2 separate regions of the Mus musculus genome follow, and region 1 is linked to region 2. Evidence: chromatin loops called from intact Hi-C (ENCODE). Cell type or tissue: left cerebral cortex. All regions are shown on one strand. Links, peaks and the distances in the headings refer to the core of each region. The heading gives the core; the rest is flanking DNA. Region 1 holds the start of Gm52529 (a long non-coding RNA gene). Region 2 overlaps Dtd1 (D-tyrosyl-tRNA deacylase 1).

Region 1 (8,333 bases), core at 289-8,288, 660 kb before region 2:
TTGCAGATGAATAATTTGACTAGATCACATCAAAAAATCTATAACCTGTGCATATGTGGAATGAAAAATGACTTATTTGCTAAATTTTATGCAAGGGGTTCCTGGCGCCTGGAAGTTATATGCAGTTGTTAAATGAAGGAGTAGATATTTTCTTTATATCCTGGTCTTTTTCTAATGCTTTAAATGTGGCAATAGAAATATTTAGATATTCTGTAATATTTATAGAATAGCATAAACAATAAGAGGACCATATCCCTCAGCCTTCTAGGACAGATTTTATGAGAAGACCAGAGAACTCTCTATTAGGTAGATTCCAGAATGTACTCTGAAGGGGACAAAGTAGAACCAGTACCCAAATCACTATGATCCTTCTATAACTGTTGAATATTTTGTAAAACACTATTCCCTGAACTTCAACTGTAGAAACCCTGATCTGTATGCCTGAGATGGATCCCAGAAATGGCACACAAGGAGCAACTCCCCAGGTGATTGTTGTAGGTCCCTGTGAGCATCTCTGAACAAGATAAAGATCTTAAAGCAGCTGCTAACCTTAAATAATTCATTGAAAATTCTCAGTGTATGACAGCTAAAAATCCCCATGCCCATGCCCCACCAAGACCAGAGGAATCAGCCGTCATCCTGGGTTGGATGTGCTTGCCCTACTGAGTAGTGGGAAAAGCAAAGAGCCAGCAAGTCAAGTGTCCCTTACTTGATCCTTGGTTCTATCATTCACCGTTACTAGTCGTCTTATGCCAGAGTCCATTCTTTCATCATAAAGGAGCAGAAAGACCTAATTCATTTGCTATGGCAAACATTCAGTAGGTATATACTTGAATTTTTCCTTTTGTTATTGTAACATTCCACAAAGGAGGAATGCTATACAATGGTACTTTCTATACTAGTGATTTTGTTATAAACAGAAAGTCTACAGGGCAAGATTAGAGAGAGAAATCTCTAATCTATGCTCTAATTTCTAGGTGTGTGCTAGTTCATTGCTAGGTTATCCCCAGCCTTTTAAAAGGGGACCTGGCAATGTCTGCACATTGAATTCTGTCCTATTCTTTTGTCACCCCACTTCATCTAACTGCCCATGCTATGAGATAATATAAACAGGACAGTGAGACATTGAAAAAAGAATATCAATGTCGTTCAGCCAGAGGTATCTGTGTAAATTTGCTGCAGTTGCTGCAACTCAGTAATATAAACTGTGTGGCTTCAACAGCAGATGCCCATTGTCTTATGGATTCTTGAAACAAACATCCAAGATCAAAGAACAGGTAGTACTAGTCCATCCAACGTCTATGAGAGACAATCCGTCTCAGCTTCTTCCCAGATTCCAGCAATTTGCTGCCAACTTTCCATGTCCCTGAATTGTAGACACCTCACCCAAATGTCTGTATACATCCTCACATTCTCAGCTGTGGTTAAACAATAACAAAAGGAAATTCAAGAGGCCAGAACCACTAAACAGAATCCAATTCTTTACTAGGACAATACATACTGGTTAGCTGGAGCTGAGAAATGAGTGGTGGTTAAGAAGAGTCCAGAGCATCATAAAGGTGAAATCTTCTGGGAAGTATTATTTGGTGTCATCACACAGAAGCAGTGGTCCAGAAGGGACCAAGGATGTATCTCATGATGTCAGCCATACTTAGTAAGGTGCAAGAGTTTCCCATATGGTACTTGTTCTAAAGGCATGAAGGGGTCATGGAGAATTGCTCAGGCTTGGCTTAGCTAAAACAGCTGAAACAGTACTTCATCCAACACCTTTTGCTTCAGAAACTACCAGAAGGAAATCCTTTAGCGATCACGTGGAACTCACTCTCCTTCCACAATGCATCTGTGCCCTTCCCATCTTCCTTCTGTACTTCTGGCTAAGCAGGATTTATCAAACAGTAAGTAGGGTGTTGCTAACCCTGGGCTGCTTCTGGGTGACTTGCTACTGGCTTAGAAAATTGGGCAGACTGTCTTGAGTTTAGTGTTTGCCCCTAGTTCCCTCTTGGTTCCTGGACCTCAGCCCCCTAGTCTTGGCAAACCCTGTAGCCCTGGGTTAAGAACACAGTTCTGCCCAGCAGGTATTCCAGGGCAGGCCCTCTATAAAGCACCATGTGTGCAGCAAAGTAAAATGAAACTCCAACTCTTATTTAACAAATTCTGTCTCTTCTAACACAGACATACATTAGGTTAACTTTTTCCTAATGTGTTCCTTTTACTTTTCCAAACAAAGCAGGGCACAGAAGACGTTTAGAAGAGCTAAGTAAGTGAAATGACTTTTTAAAGGATCTCTCACAGATTGTTGTAGAGACGCAGTGGTGGTTAGGAATACATCTTGTCATGGATTCTTCACTGAATGTGTTTATTTAGTCCTTTTGGAGGAATGAGCATCCACATACATGCTAAGTGGAGGAGGGGAAAAATTCAAATAGACACCTGGAGACAAAAGCCAACTGCCCTGTGCTAAAATGTGACTTCCTGGATAGGACTGAAGACTAGACTCAACATCCACAAGCAGCTACAGCCTGAGGCATTTCCCATGGGAATACACCAGAGAGGCTACAACAATGGGAAGCTCTGAGAGCATTCAGAGTAATTACAAACAGGTTTATGGGGAACTCAGTACCCAAGAATGCCTTTCCACGATTCAGTAAGTTTATGGCTCTTTCAGAGCTTGGCAAATATCCCTGAGCAGAGGAGAAGTTATCCCCTTCAAAATACAGAAAGTGCCTTGTGAATAAAAAATGATATCACCATAGCAACACATGGATGTTTCCACTCAAAGTGGGCCTTCTAGGCCTGGCCTTAAAAAGACAGTGTCCTCTGAAGAGGACAGACAGGCCTATGTCTTAGATTTAATAGTTGCCAAGGGGCCAGCTACAGATCCTTAAAACAATGGTATAAACAAGAGCTCTCAGGGACTAGAGGCTTGTTCCATACACAGAAGTCGAGGAAACCACCATAAGGAACGTGGGCAATCTTCATTTCAGGTATATGAAGAGCCATTATTACTCCCATGCTCTTGAAATAAACCAGAAGCCTCCAAAGGTCAGAATGCTGTCCAAGGTTACAGATGTATGTGGAAGAACCTACACTGTTATAAACCCCAGAGGACAAATTCAAACTCCTCATGCTTCTCCACACTTAGCCCTAACACTTGGCTAACACTGATCATCCGCTGAGCCCAAGATGGCAGTCCACCTGGAAGGCCCAAACCCTGGTACCAAAATGACACCCTGCCTGCCATGAAGTTAACTGTTCAAGTAGCCTCAAGGAAAATACATAGCCTATGGAGTCTCTAGTCTGGGAAGTGAGGGTATCTTGGGTTCCTTCCTAAGAGTATCTGAGGGCTTATGATGCTCTGGGAAATTTCAAGAAAACTGATATGTGGCTGGCCAACTAGCCCAAACTGTGAGAGGTCAGACCCAAATTAATATCTGGCTATGCTAGAGGCTTCCCTGGGTACATTACATGCAAAATTGGCAGTTCAGGGGAGATCTTGGCTTAGCAAAGAACTAACTAATAAGTGAGAGGAAACTCTATTTCACACAATTTTTTCCATTAAAGCTAAGAATATATAGTCACTATCTTCTAATAAAGCTACAAAGCTGCAGTTGAGCCTACAAAATGGCAATCTTGACTATTTGATGAGACAGGACTCTGGGTCTGATTAATGTCAGTATGATGGTTGTATATTTGAAAGTATTTTTATAATAGTTTATACAATATCTTAAAGCTGTAGGTGAAAATATTTGCATTTTAAAATAGTTCATAAGGTTAAAAGTTATGTGGTATTGGTGACTTCCTCATATATAATTTTTAAAAAACGTCTAAGAGGAGGTAATGGATGTGATGGAATAACCAACTCTGAGCTTGTTCTTCATTCATCCCCTTGTAATCAGATTTTTCTGCTCTTCTCACCAGTAGATGGTGCTATCTCTTGAACTTGGACTGTCTTTGTGCCTTGATTCGACCATGAAAATCACTGAAAATGATACTACTTCAATTTCCCAGGTCAGGCTTCAGGGACCTTGTGCACTTCCCAGTTCTCCACCACCCCTTTCAGTGAATCTGAGAAAGACACTGCAGTGGAGTGAAGGAATAAGAGACCTAGGCAATTGTTAGTCAACCTCAGGACATGAGAAACCATCCTAATCCTTCTTACTCACCGATTACCCCAAATGATCATACTCACACAAAGAAGCTCTGTTGAGATCAGATGGTCCTGTCCAGTTCAGTATGAATGCTGTGCTGACTCACCGACCCATGCACCATAGCAGATATTGGTAGATTGAAACAACCAAGTTTAAGGATATTTGTTATACAGCCATAGCTAACTGATACAGCAGGTTTCCCAGAGTATGAATGAAAGCTTTTTTCCAACACACCCACCCACGAGGCAGACAGGAGTTTGTTCTGTTCTAGAGTCTATTCTTTATAAGAATATACTACCATATCTGTTATTTGAGTATGTTAGGTGCTAGAGTAAACTTCTTCTGCTCTAATTCCTTACTTAATTCTGGTAGCAAAGTATTCTCCATAGCCACATAGCCATATTGAGATTTAATATTTTCGTATTAGACGCCAGGAAAGGAGAAGTGGACTGAAGTCACATGATGTGTGACATCAAAAAAGTAAATCTAAGGATAACTTATCTCAAGCTCACATGCTTAGAAAGCTCTGTTTCTAATTTGTTCTTAATTAGTTATGCATTGCAAGGTTTAAAAAGTTTCCACCATGGCTGGACAGCAACTTCATGTGCATTTTTCCAGTAGGAGAGTCCAAGAGTAACTAATCTCCCGATTCCCCCACTGCAAGAGGACAAGCAGAGAATACCTACTTCTTTCTGGTACCCAGGAAGGAAAGCTATTTACTCCATACAAACATCAGGAGATGGGTCTAAGCTAGGCTTAGAAAGCTTAATCTATGAGCCAGACAGTCAGTACTTCAGCTGTTATTGTCTCGTTCTACCACACAACCAGCCACAGAAACACACAAATGAGAGGGGATAACTGGATTTACCCTGCAAAAAGGCAGCATTTACTCTACAAAAGAAGATAGAGTTCATCAAGCCATAGCTGCAGGATTGAACAAGGAAGGAGAAATATATGGAAATGTTAGTGCTCCTATTCCCTAGAGTTAGGAAACAATAATAAAAGGTCTATTAAAAGTGTCTTAATATTAATAGCATCTGAATCATCAATCCTTTTTATAATATGAGAGATGATTAATTGTTTCTTAATGAATGGATGGACTCATCTTGAGTTACTTGCCATATATGAGCTCCCAGCTCAGGATGAAGAGGACATATGAGGCTATATATTTTTCCCTTGAGCAAAAAAAAAAAAAAGATGGTGGGAGGTAAGTCTAACATCCAACACAGTTGTCATATATAGTCAACTGTGCCAATGATCATTCAAAATATAGTTTAACTGATGGTAATTCAAGCTTCAGAAACAGGTGTGAGCAAAGTTCTGATTCTTCCACCGAGTGATTTTTTTTGACATCTTTATATTAGACATATTTTTTTCAAAACATTGGCCTGTGGAGTGAAGCTGAAGACTAAACAAAACTGCCTACCACAAGGATTCTCAGTAATCACTGTCAATCAAATCAAATGGTAACTCCAGGGACTCCCTTGCAACAATACAGACCTGACCACTGCTTATCTGGCAGAATCAAGCATCAAACATTCAGACAGGCATGGACACCCCATCAATAGACACCTCAGCTATTACTCTTTTGTGTACAAAAGTAGGGTGAATGGACAGAGATTTCCTCTACAGGTCCTTTAAACACTTAAATATAATTAATCCACCGCCATTTTCAGCTAAGTGCATTCTTGCCTATTAGTTAAATATGAAAAGCTATCCAGCCGATGTGCAAAGAACTGAACAGCTTTGAATAGCAGTCACTTCCTTCTTAATACCTAAGTTCAATACTTGCAGACATGGAAGGCTTTGTTTCCTATTGGAAATAGCATTGTCAAAATGATAGCCACTAACAACATGTAGTCATGCAAACTAAAATTGAGTAAAATTTAAAATTTAATTCTTTGCTTGTATTAGTCCCATTTCAAGCTGCATCACTATATGGTACAGACGGAGAAAATTGTCACAGAAATTCTAGACAGAGTGTTCTAGTTTAGATTAACGCAGCATAGGCTATTCCGTTCAGTGATTAATTCAGAGACACTAAAGCTGCCATCAGAGAAATGGACTCTACTTTTGTGCATGGTCCCTGGTTTTGAGGGTACACTGGGCCACATGCAGACCAGAACAGCAGCATCTACAAATACCTGGCAAATGACAGGTAGGGATCAGTGGACAAAAATCCCACCTGTCATGGGGTCTAGCTTGGTCACTCTGAGTGACATATTATCTTGAGGTTTCCAGAGTTGCTGGGTAACAGCAAACCCAGGTGGCCCATGTGATTGCCTGTTGGCTCACACCCCCCTTACTGGCTCAACTTGGGTTAGTTCTGAGGGAACCTAACTAAGACAATTATGTCAGTAAGACAGTCACATTTATCTTGGCACTGAATGCTGCTGTCTGAGACCTAGTTAATATCACTGGTAAAAATGACCACCATTTGTGGAATTAGCATTTAAGATCTCAGAAAAAAAGGTATGCCTTTAACTGTCTTACTGGGTGTATATACTTTCTATATTTTCTGAGCTTTGCAGCACTCTTGTCCGTTTTTATTTTATTTTATTTTTTTACTGTGTTGATATTTCTCAGCTTGATCATTTGCTTAATTGCCAGTTCTACTTTTAGAACATTTAGCTGTTTCCAAAAATCAAGCCACTCTTCAGTGACATCTGGCCTCCATTGAGAATACTGAAAAGAACATGTCCCGGGCTCTGAAAGCAATTCCCACAGTCCAGCTCTCAGGCCCTTTAGCCAATAGCAAGTCATTAGAATAAATGGAGCCCAGCCATGGAGGGCAGGGCTGCTCATTTCCCTTGTTTCCTGTGTGACTTCTGAAACCCAGTTTCTTCATGGTCAGGTCTATCTGCCCATTTCTCTCACTACCTTTTTGTTCAGATATGGTTCCCATCCCACAGAATTCAACCACCAAAAGCATGTGATTTGGTAAGTTTGCAGTGTATTTGTGGGGTTGGTTTGACACTCATTACTGAAAACGTTAGTGGCATCAAGTTTGTTTACTCTTTAGAGGCACTCTCTTGGCCTCCTTTTGCTTTTAGAATATGATTCATGGGGTGTGTTGTTTCACTGTAGATGGTTTCAGGCAGTGTGATAGCACATGCTCCCTACCCAAGCATCAAAGCCACATGCATTGAAGGTTAATTAGCTACCACTGAATATGACAAAATACTAAGCAATAATCATATTAGTACTTCTTCCTTTCCATTTTTATAAATTAACACCGTGTCTGGTGTCCAGTCACATCCAAGAGTTTTGCTGCAAAAAAACATAGCAAGTCTCATCAGTAACATTTTATTTGCTCAACAAAATCCGAATTCTCACGCAAAAGTATATCCTTTTTCAAAACTTTCTTCTGACTTCCCTCTCTAATTAACAATTCCTGACTTTTCCCACGGGACTCTTCAATACCTTCCCCTCAAACCTCACACATCTGGGGTCATTTAAACCACCATCCAAATGTGCTTCAGAGACCCTTGTTTGAGGAACCTGGTGGTAGTGGAAGGGTGCATTAGTACAGCCAAACATAAGACTCAAATGGGGAATAAAATGGCAGTGATTTTTTTTTGTTAATAATCTTCATGTAACTGTGGCTGTCCCACTTGAATTTCGAAATACCAAGGGTCTCAGGTGCTGGGGCGGTGTTATACTACTGTCAAGGTCAAATCTTACAACCCTGAACTATCATGGGTAACAGCACTGAACTCACTGTGTGTTAATTAGACCAGATAAAGCCAGCAGCAAGCACAGGACCAATAAGCAGGATTTTAACCACAAACTAATTGATCTGGGTTTTTATCTATGAAGGAGAACAAAAATGCAGGTGGAGTAATGTTATAGTTTTCCTAAAAGTTTCAAGGCCCATCTTATTTCCCTACAGGTTAAACAAGCATGAGATCATCTTCATATCTGTAAGACAGGCTGTAACAATTAATTTTATGGCTTAAGGTAAATGAAAATTTATGTGGTGAGCTATGGAGTGGCTTCTACATGCCTAGTAAGCTATAGGAATAATGATTATCAGTGTCTATTGATGAAAAGAAAGACACATTTGTAGAATTGGTATCAGTTAATAAAAAGACAAATGATTACATTTTTCTGGGGCACAAAGATCATTCATCCATTAGAGTAGACACATTCCATGTTCGCTAAACAAGTAAAACAAGTCATTTT
Region 2 (8,333 bases), core at 248-8,247:
AGTCTCTGACTTTCCTGGTTTCTCTTTCTCTAGATCCATGTCTGAGAGCGAGGATCAGGTGGCAGGCAGTACGTCTGTCCCTCCTCACACTCTCATACACACATAGGCACTCACAGGCTTGCATACAAACACACCTTGTTCATCTGCACAGATGGCTTACAGAGTTGACATTTCTTAGAAACTGGCCAAAAGAACCATTTTTCTGTAACACTGAAACTTGCCAAATGAATGGTTTTCCATAATACAACTGTAGAATTTGGAATATAGTAAGGAAGTAAAACACTTAGGATTAAAAGCTTACTTGACAGAAACACATGTCTTTCTATCAGTAAGACAAATTTGGCTGTGCTCTTCCTATCTACACGAAAGCAAGCCAAGACACTGTCTGCTGCAAGAGAAGCCCGTCTAGCTGAAAGGGAAAGGCAGAGAGGCCACAGCACAGGAAGGCACCATGGTCACCTTGGCTCTTCTGTGCCCACTGGCTGCCACCTGCTGGAGAGCCAACGGATGGAAACCTGCATGAATGTCTAGGGTCAGGAAAAGCTACAGATGTGAAATTGGACAACACATGAATTTTAACAGCAAGGACCTCTAGGACTACATAAAGTCTTCTTTAACCTAATAAATTAATATAACTTCCTCCGATGTTTAAAGAACAATGTTTGAGGCTCATCAGGTTTCTCTAGTTTTATGGGATATTACAGGTATACAACATGCCATTTTAAAATAGTTTAGATGGAATGAAAAAGCCAACCTAAAACTTTCCCAAAATACAGTTAAAGCAGAATAATTCCTCAAAACTATGGGACAACAATCACATAAAGCCAAAGGGAACAGCAGGAGCAGAAAGAAAAGTGAGAGAGACTGCCACCCTGCAAGCTGCGGCTCCGCTGGCTTCCGCGATCAAGCAGACCATAGTGGCAGCAATGGCCGGGAGGACGAGGGAAAGAGACACGAAAGCTGTCATGCACCGGGACAACCAAGAGGTCAGTGGGGACCTTAAGCCCCCGAGGGCAGAGCAGAAGGAAGATGCCGAGGGACTCGCCCACTGTAGACCAGGAAGCACAGATGCCCCAGAGGCCCCAGAATGGCTCAGGGCACTCACTTGCCTAGTGTGCATGAGACAGTGGGATGAATTCCTAGCACCAGAGGAGGGCGAGGCCAGGAAGAGTAAGATGATGAGTAAGCAGGCCCTAGAGAGCTAAGTGAGGCTGCTGAGAGCCTGGAAAGGGGGAGTCAAAACCAGGCCAGACTGGCTGGGCAGGATGTGACCTGTGCCACCACCAAGGGTCTATATTCAAGGAGCCTCTATTCTGTCACCACCTTGAAAATGGTTGGGTTTTTTTTTTTTTTCTTATTGTCTTATTTCTCAGGGACATCAGAAAGTTTGGAATCCCTAATTAAGTAATCCCTGATTTCCAAAGGCACTACCCATGAAAAAAAGGCCGGCTGCTACTTGAGGAGCCACGTGGTACGAAGGAAAGCTCCTACGGGGTCTGAACAGGGGTCTTCACTTTGGCTCTGGCCTCAGCCCAGGAAGGGAAGCTTTGCTGCTACACTGAAGTGGGGAGTGGGGAGCAGCCGGGCTGATGCCATCTGCTGACCTCTTTCTCTGCAAAGAAAAGAGAACTGTCTGCCAAGACCAGAAGAAAGCCAGGGGCGTGCCGGGGGGGGGGGGGGGGGATGGAGAAATCTGGTAGACTCCACTGTAACCAGGCGGCAAGGTTAGCATGACTGCGGTGAGACAAACTGGTGTCGCATGCATACTGCCTGATGATGCCCTAAGAAGAGAACAAGATGGCTTTTGGACAGCCGCTCTTCCCACCACACCACAGTGCCTTGCTCTAACCACAGACACAAAATTGAGAAAAGGTCTACCGAACAGCATTCCAGAAAGGGTCAAGGTCGTGAAACACAGGAAAGACTAAGGAACTGACTCAGGTTGAACAAAACAAAGAGAAATGACAACTGTAATGCAATGGAATTTGCAATGTTGCACAGCTAAAACAAAAACTAGTTAGACTACAGGATGTGGTGCCTTCCTGTAAGATCTAGCCAAGCAGCAGAGGCGGCAGCCACAGCAACTGAGCACTGGCTGCTCATGCCTATAATCCTGGCACTTAGAAGAGTGTGGAAAGAGACTGACTGGGTTCAAGACCAGCCTGGACTACAAAGTGATACCTTGTGTCAGAAAAAGGAAGGAACGGAAAATGGGAAAGGAAAGAAAGGAGGAGGGAGAAGAGAAGAAAGAAAGGAGGAGGAAGAAGGGAGGGAGGGAGGGAGGGAGGGAGAGGGCGGGCTAGTGAGTTCATATAAGGCTCTAATGTAGCTAATAGTGTTGGATCAGGGCTAACTTCAGTATGTGATCACTCTAAATAATACATCAAAACTAGGAAAGCCAGGAAAGACTGTAGCAGGGTTCTGTGGGCTCTCCTGTGAGGCTCAAATTATCTCAAAGTTTACATTTCCCTGTAGATTGTTTGTGATTTTTAAAACGTTATCAGTAGGGGTTGGAGAGGTTGCTCAGCGGGTTGGAGCACTGACTGATCTTCCAAAGGTCCTGAGTTCAATTCCCAGCAACCACACAATGGTCATCTATACTAGGATCCAAAGCCCTCTTCTGGTATACAGATGAACATGCAGACTGAGCATTCATATAGATAGGTAGGTAGATAGATAGATAGATAGATAGATAGATAGATAGATAGATAGACAGACAAACAGACGGACAGATGGATGGACAGATGAAATGTGTCAGTAATAGCAACAACCTCAGTTCCACTTTTGAAGCTTAATGCCATGCAGACATGGTCCTACCTCTCAGCCAACACAAAGTGTCAATGGCTCCACACCAGCACTCAGCCTTGTTTATATCCTGCATCCCCCACGTGAGCTCATCGTTCCACTTTGCAGCATCCTAGGAAGGGGACGATGCTAGGAAGGAAGAGCAGGAACAGGCCTAGTTCCACAGCCTGCCATGCCTCATGTCTCTATCAAGTGGATTAATTAAAGCTTTTATATATGCTAAACACAATGGGACAGCATAAGTTTGCAAGACTATTACACATCCCTTTTCTCTGTTTTAATTACATTCTTCCTGAATGCTTATAGAGTTGGCAGTAAATCCAGGTCAGATGTTGCTTTAGAAAAATGAAGACTTATAAAGAATCTTGAGTGGCTCATCTACCACCCACACCTTGGACAAAATCCAATCCAGGTAACCACTCTCACTGGGTACACTAGCCAGGGTCGCTGCTCTGCTGCCACCCAGTGGCAACTGGGTGACATGACACCTAGCCCAAGAACTAGAAGAACAGACGCTTCTAAGAACACTTTGTCTACACGGTGGAGCAGAGACATGCTCAGGAGTTCTTGAGAAGAGAGAAAGTAAGATAGACGTGAGGCTGCAGCCATGAAGGGTTTCCTCCACCTCAGGATGAGGACTTCCCCAGAGACAATGATTAGGTCAAGGCACATTACCTATCTATACCCTCCAGACTGGCAGGCTCCAGGTTCTAGGCTTACCTGCTTTGGGTCAGAGCTAGCAGCTCCAGGAGCAGGGGACTCCAGCTCTATAGTCACAGGCCCATCGTTCTGAATGTGCACCTGCATGTAGGCACCAAACTTGCCATCTGAAAAAACAATCAAACAAATTCAAGAGTTGGAGACCCCAGGTTTACCTGGCCAAAGACCACATGGACAACAATGTAATAAAAATATAAAAACCTGGGCAGTGGGGCCTGCCAGACAACACAGGACAAATGGCCATCCCCATGAAGGACTTAGGAAGGGGAGGCAGCTAAACAGCACAAACATTACAGGCTGACCAAGAGAACTGGCAAAAAAAGACCTGGTAACACAGAATGCCATGTGTGTGGCAGGAAGGCACACTAGCACAGCCACTGAGCGATACCATCTTGGCCTCATGCCCATTAAAGGCTCTCATATCAATCCCCATTCGTTGGCCTTCTGGGTTTAAGGCAGCTTTATGACTCCAGTACAGAATCTTTCTCCAGGAGCCATGACTTCCACCACATCAGCTTTCCATTCTGATTCTTCCCAGTCCGTTCACTTCCTCCTTAATTCCACAAGGATTTAAAAAGACAGACAGACAGACACACACACACACACACACACACACACACACACACTAGCATTGGTTTTCCTCAGTGCACAGACAGTAACACCAGAGATGGTATTAAAAGCACCCAAACTGTCTGCCATCTTTTATAGGCAAGATAATCTGGTTCCCAGTGGGGAACCAAGTGTGCCCAAATAATGGTGGCTTTCTGTGATCTCTTATGATTAAAGTGGCCATTCAAATCAACAGAGCCTTTGTTTTATCTGTGTCACACTAGCTAAAAAGACATCAGCTGGGAAGGAAATCATGTGTTTAATTGCATGCTAAAATTATGGCTACAATTAGTAGCAAATTTCACCATCTACGCTCCTCAGGGAAGCTGCAGGCAGACTCAGGAGGAAGAGAATTATTTTCAACCTTGAATTTCTGTTGGCAGGATATACGGCACATGCTTCACTGTGGTTCTCATTCCAAGTAGTGAGAAATTATTTTTCTTTTCCTGTTTTTCTTCAGTTGGGAACAGAACTATTATCTGAATTTCCATTTGTACACACAATAAATCCAAAGACAGGTTTTAAGAGGTCTTAAAATGGTAACATTTTTTTCCAGTCCAGATCAAAGGGTGAAGTCCCCAAGAAAAATTACACTGGCCAGGGAAAATAAATACACTTTTAAAAATAAAAGACAAGAACATATCTACAAAATTACATCTGGTTTCATGTGGTGATATAATCGAGTTGTTCTTAACTATAAGTCTCAGGGTTCCACCCAGGGCTGCAGGACAAGCACGTGTCAAACATGTTTGTGCCACATGTTTCAGACACAAAAACCCCTGGCTGGGGCCCAGCATCTACACACTGGTCTCGGGCAGCTGCTGTTTGAGGCCCCCTCCTAATCAGGCTGGAAGGTGAACCACACATCAGGAATCACTACTGACCTGAGGCTGCTGTCCCTGCCTCTCTAGACAATGCTCAACTGACTCTCACCACATACCAAGAAGGTCCACCCCGCCAGTCTGGGGCCAGTCATCATGATTGCAATGAATGTGTAAAAAGCTTTGGTCCCTGTTACTAACGTACCTACCATTGGCCATCAGAGTATATGGTCAGTCTGAGGGACAGCCCAGACAACTGACCAGGAAACACAACAACAACAAATGTTATCAAAGGAAAAATGGAGTGACCAAGAGGCATGTGCTGTTGTTTCTACCATCCAGAGCACTGCCATGACCCACTGGGATGTGGCCCAATGTTAGGGGACATGGCACTAGACAAGAGCCTTGGGCTAGCTTGAACCAAGCCCATCTCCTATAGGCAGTTCCCTTCCACCCAGGAAGTGTTCTCACCACCCAGACTTCTTTCCTGTTCCACTCTTGACCTGTTCAGAGCCCAAGCAGAGCCCAAGGAGGAGTTGCTCGTGGAAACTCCAACACAGGGTGCACAAGCACCAGGCCATGGAAAGGCTATGGTCACTGTCTAAGCTGCAGGGCTTTGAATCCCAGGACTGGGAAGGATACTCATGGGGTTGGCACTGGCAAGCTTCTGGCATATGTAGCAGCTCTAGCCTCATGTGCAGAGCCTGCTTCCATGGAAACAGCAGTGTATCCCAGCATCACCACCTCCTCAGAGGACATGGCCTCACCAGAGCAACACACTGGGTCAACGACTGCAACACAGCAATGGATGCCTGGCTCCAGACAAACTGACTGCCAGTGGCAAGGGCTCTAGGATCCTGCAGCAGAAACCAGACTCTCCAGGAAAGACACCTCCTCAGACTTTCCTGGGAAGACAGCTGCTTGTCAACACATGGGGACAGTATGGGTAACTGAGCTTCTCAGAGTGTGAACAGCCAGACCTGAGTATAGATCTCTATTCTATACTGGAAGCCTTGAAGGGATCAAGAGAGGCAAACCCTAGACCATTAGTGATTCTCCCAGGCCCAGGCTCCCCTTCTGAAAGTGTTCTGCTTAGCTGTGCTAATTCTGTGCACTGAGGCAGCCCAGGTCCAGGATGTCATAGCAAGGCTTACTAGAGAAGGGGATATACCTGCAGCCCAAGATCAAAAATGTCTAGTTATAGGAAGGGGCTACCCTCAAACACAAACCATAGAGCCAAAAATATGGCTCTATAGTAAACAACCATTTGGCTGGTAAATAAGTAGGGCCAAAAGTCACCTCAGCTGGCAGATATTCTAACTGAGCTTAGGTGCCAAGATCATAGATTCATAGCAATTAAGGAAACTCATCTCGTCTAACACAGAGATTCTAGGCAATGCCTCTGATCATAGGACATGGCTCAGATATCTTTGTGATCTGCAGTACCTAACAACTCTCTGCCTAGATAACCTCACAGGAAGTAGAAGTCCACCTCGTCCCGTAAAGGGGACACACAGAACCTATGTGGGATGGCTGCAGTGTTTGAGGTCCTGATGGACCTACAAGGACAACTTTGTAATACAGGTATGCAAATATGTTGGCCATGGCTGCTAAGTGAACCCATCTCAGACTGGCCAAGGACACTCCTCTGCTGAGAGCAACTGGCTAGGAAACCAGCCAGGATCTTCTGAGCTTAGCATTCCATTTCTTTGAACTTGAATATGATGTATTTTTAGTCTTTGTCTCTCCTGGCTATGAGTAAGGTAGGGGGTTACATTTAAAGTCTGTGCATGTCCACATTGCTGACAGTGAAGTTGATTTCCTCTTGTATCTTAGATATATGATGAGATGTGTACTCTAGTCAGACAGTCCTTTAACCTCAGAGCAGAACTTCTGCTGGATTGGTGAACATGGTTGGCTGCAGTATAGGAAACAGCATAGAGATATCTTTCCCCTCGGGAACACGGTGGCCTCAGAGGGGCTTCACAGCAAGGTTCTCATCCAGGTCAGAACTTTAGGAGACATAGGATGCCCCACAGGAGGAGCCTCAGAGGCTCAAAGGTAGACCAGAAGTCAAACAGTGTTGGGAGCCGCCCCCACATTCGCCGTCACAAGATGGCGCTGACATCCTGTGTTCTAAGTGGTAAACAAATAATCTGCGCATGAGCCAAGGGTATTTCATGACTACTTGTACTCTACCTTTCCCGTGAACGTCAGCTCGGCCATGGGCTGCAGCCAATCAGGGAGTGATGCGTCCTAAGCGAAGAATAACTCCTCCTTAAAGGGGACGGGGTTTTCCGCCATTCTCTCTCGCTGGCATCTCTCTGGCTCTGCGCGCCCTGCGCTCGCTCGCTGCCTAAAGATGTAAACAATAGAGCGCGCGCGCCGGAGCTCTGGCTCCTAAAGATTATTGAAGGGGCTTTCGTTTTTGGGGCTGGGCGCTGGGCGCTTGCCCTCCTGGCTCCCAAAGATGTAAGCAATAAAGTTTTGCCGCAGAAGATTCTGGTCTGTTGCGTCTTTCCTGGCCGGGCGTGAGAACGCGATTAAGAATTGGTGCTGAAATCCGGGACGAGAAATTCCGGGACGAGAAAAAATCCGGGAAGAAAAAACCCGGGAGGAAACTCGGGACGGGAGTTTCACCGGCGCAAGGAAGATCCCTCATTCCAGAACCAGAACTGCGGGTCGCGGTAATAAAGGTTCCCGTAAAGCAGACTGTTAAGAAGGATTCAACTGTATGAATTCAGAACTTTTCAGCTGGGGAACGAGAGTACCCGTAAGTATAGCTTTACGAGGTAAGCCTGGCCTTGAACTTTCTAAGGAAATTCAAGACAGTCTATCAGAAGTAAAGTGGAAAATGTTTGGCCTTGAATTTTTTCTAATGTTAGGAGCCCTTTTGTTCCTTTTCACATGTTATCAGGTGATTAAGATAGGGCTGAAAATTCTGGATGAAATTCAGGGCAATCTATCAGAAGTAAAGCGGGGAGAGAGAGTAGGAGCAAAGAGAAAATATGGTACACAAAATAAGCATACAGGCCTTTCCATGGGTCTTGAACCTGAGGAAAAGTTTAGGTCAGGTAAGAATACCTGGGGAGAGATTAGAAGGAAGGAGAAGGAAAAAGAAAAGAAAAAAGATCAATCAGCGGAGGCTTCTAGGAGAAGGAGCCTCTACTCATCACTAGGTGAGCTCAAGGAGCCAGTTTTTAATAGTTCTGAATCAGATGAAAAGGCTATTAGGGCCTGGAAGGCGCTCTCCCGAGCAGGTGAAGCCACTGGACAATAATGACAGAGGCAGGCTCTTGCAGCCTACAAGGTCTTATTGTCCACCCTGGAGTTGTAGATCAGGATTGTAAAGGGGAACTTCAGGTTCTCTGTTCTTGT

Evidence for each region. Peaks named below come from ENCODE experiments on the same cell type or tissue, not always from the same donor. Only the 100,000 strongest peaks of a DNase experiment are listed, where the experiment ranks them.
Region 1: a loop joins it to region 2, with 2.6 times the contacts of the local background. A loop is called at or near these places in 4 of 42 quality-filtered maps.

The regions. Positions count from the first base shown.
Region 1 is chr2:145,287,278-145,295,610 of GRCm38, reverse strand. All of the region lies in intron 2 of Slc24a3 (solute carrier family 24 (sodium/potassium/calcium exchanger), member 3), which reads right to left. It overlaps Gm52529 (a long non-coding RNA gene), which reads left to right and starts at 6,873. Exons shown (of 3, transcript XR_003953927.1): 1 at 6,873-7,088. In left cerebral cortex, for the core only: a CTCF peak has its summit at 3,916 (motif pointing right); DNase peaks (open chromatin) are centred at 3,943, 5,461 and 6,870.
Region 2 is chr2:144,631,057-144,639,389 of GRCm38, reverse strand. Dtd1 (D-tyrosyl-tRNA deacylase 1) reads right to left here. Exons shown (of 6, transcript NM_025314.3): 4 at 3,526-3,632. Among named protein-coding and RNA genes, the nearest start is that of Dtd1, 35 kb to the right of the region's middle. In left cerebral cortex, for the core only: CTCF peaks have their summits at 506 (motif pointing left) and 3,268 (motif pointing left); DNase peaks (open chromatin) are centred at 370, 3,254 and 4,308.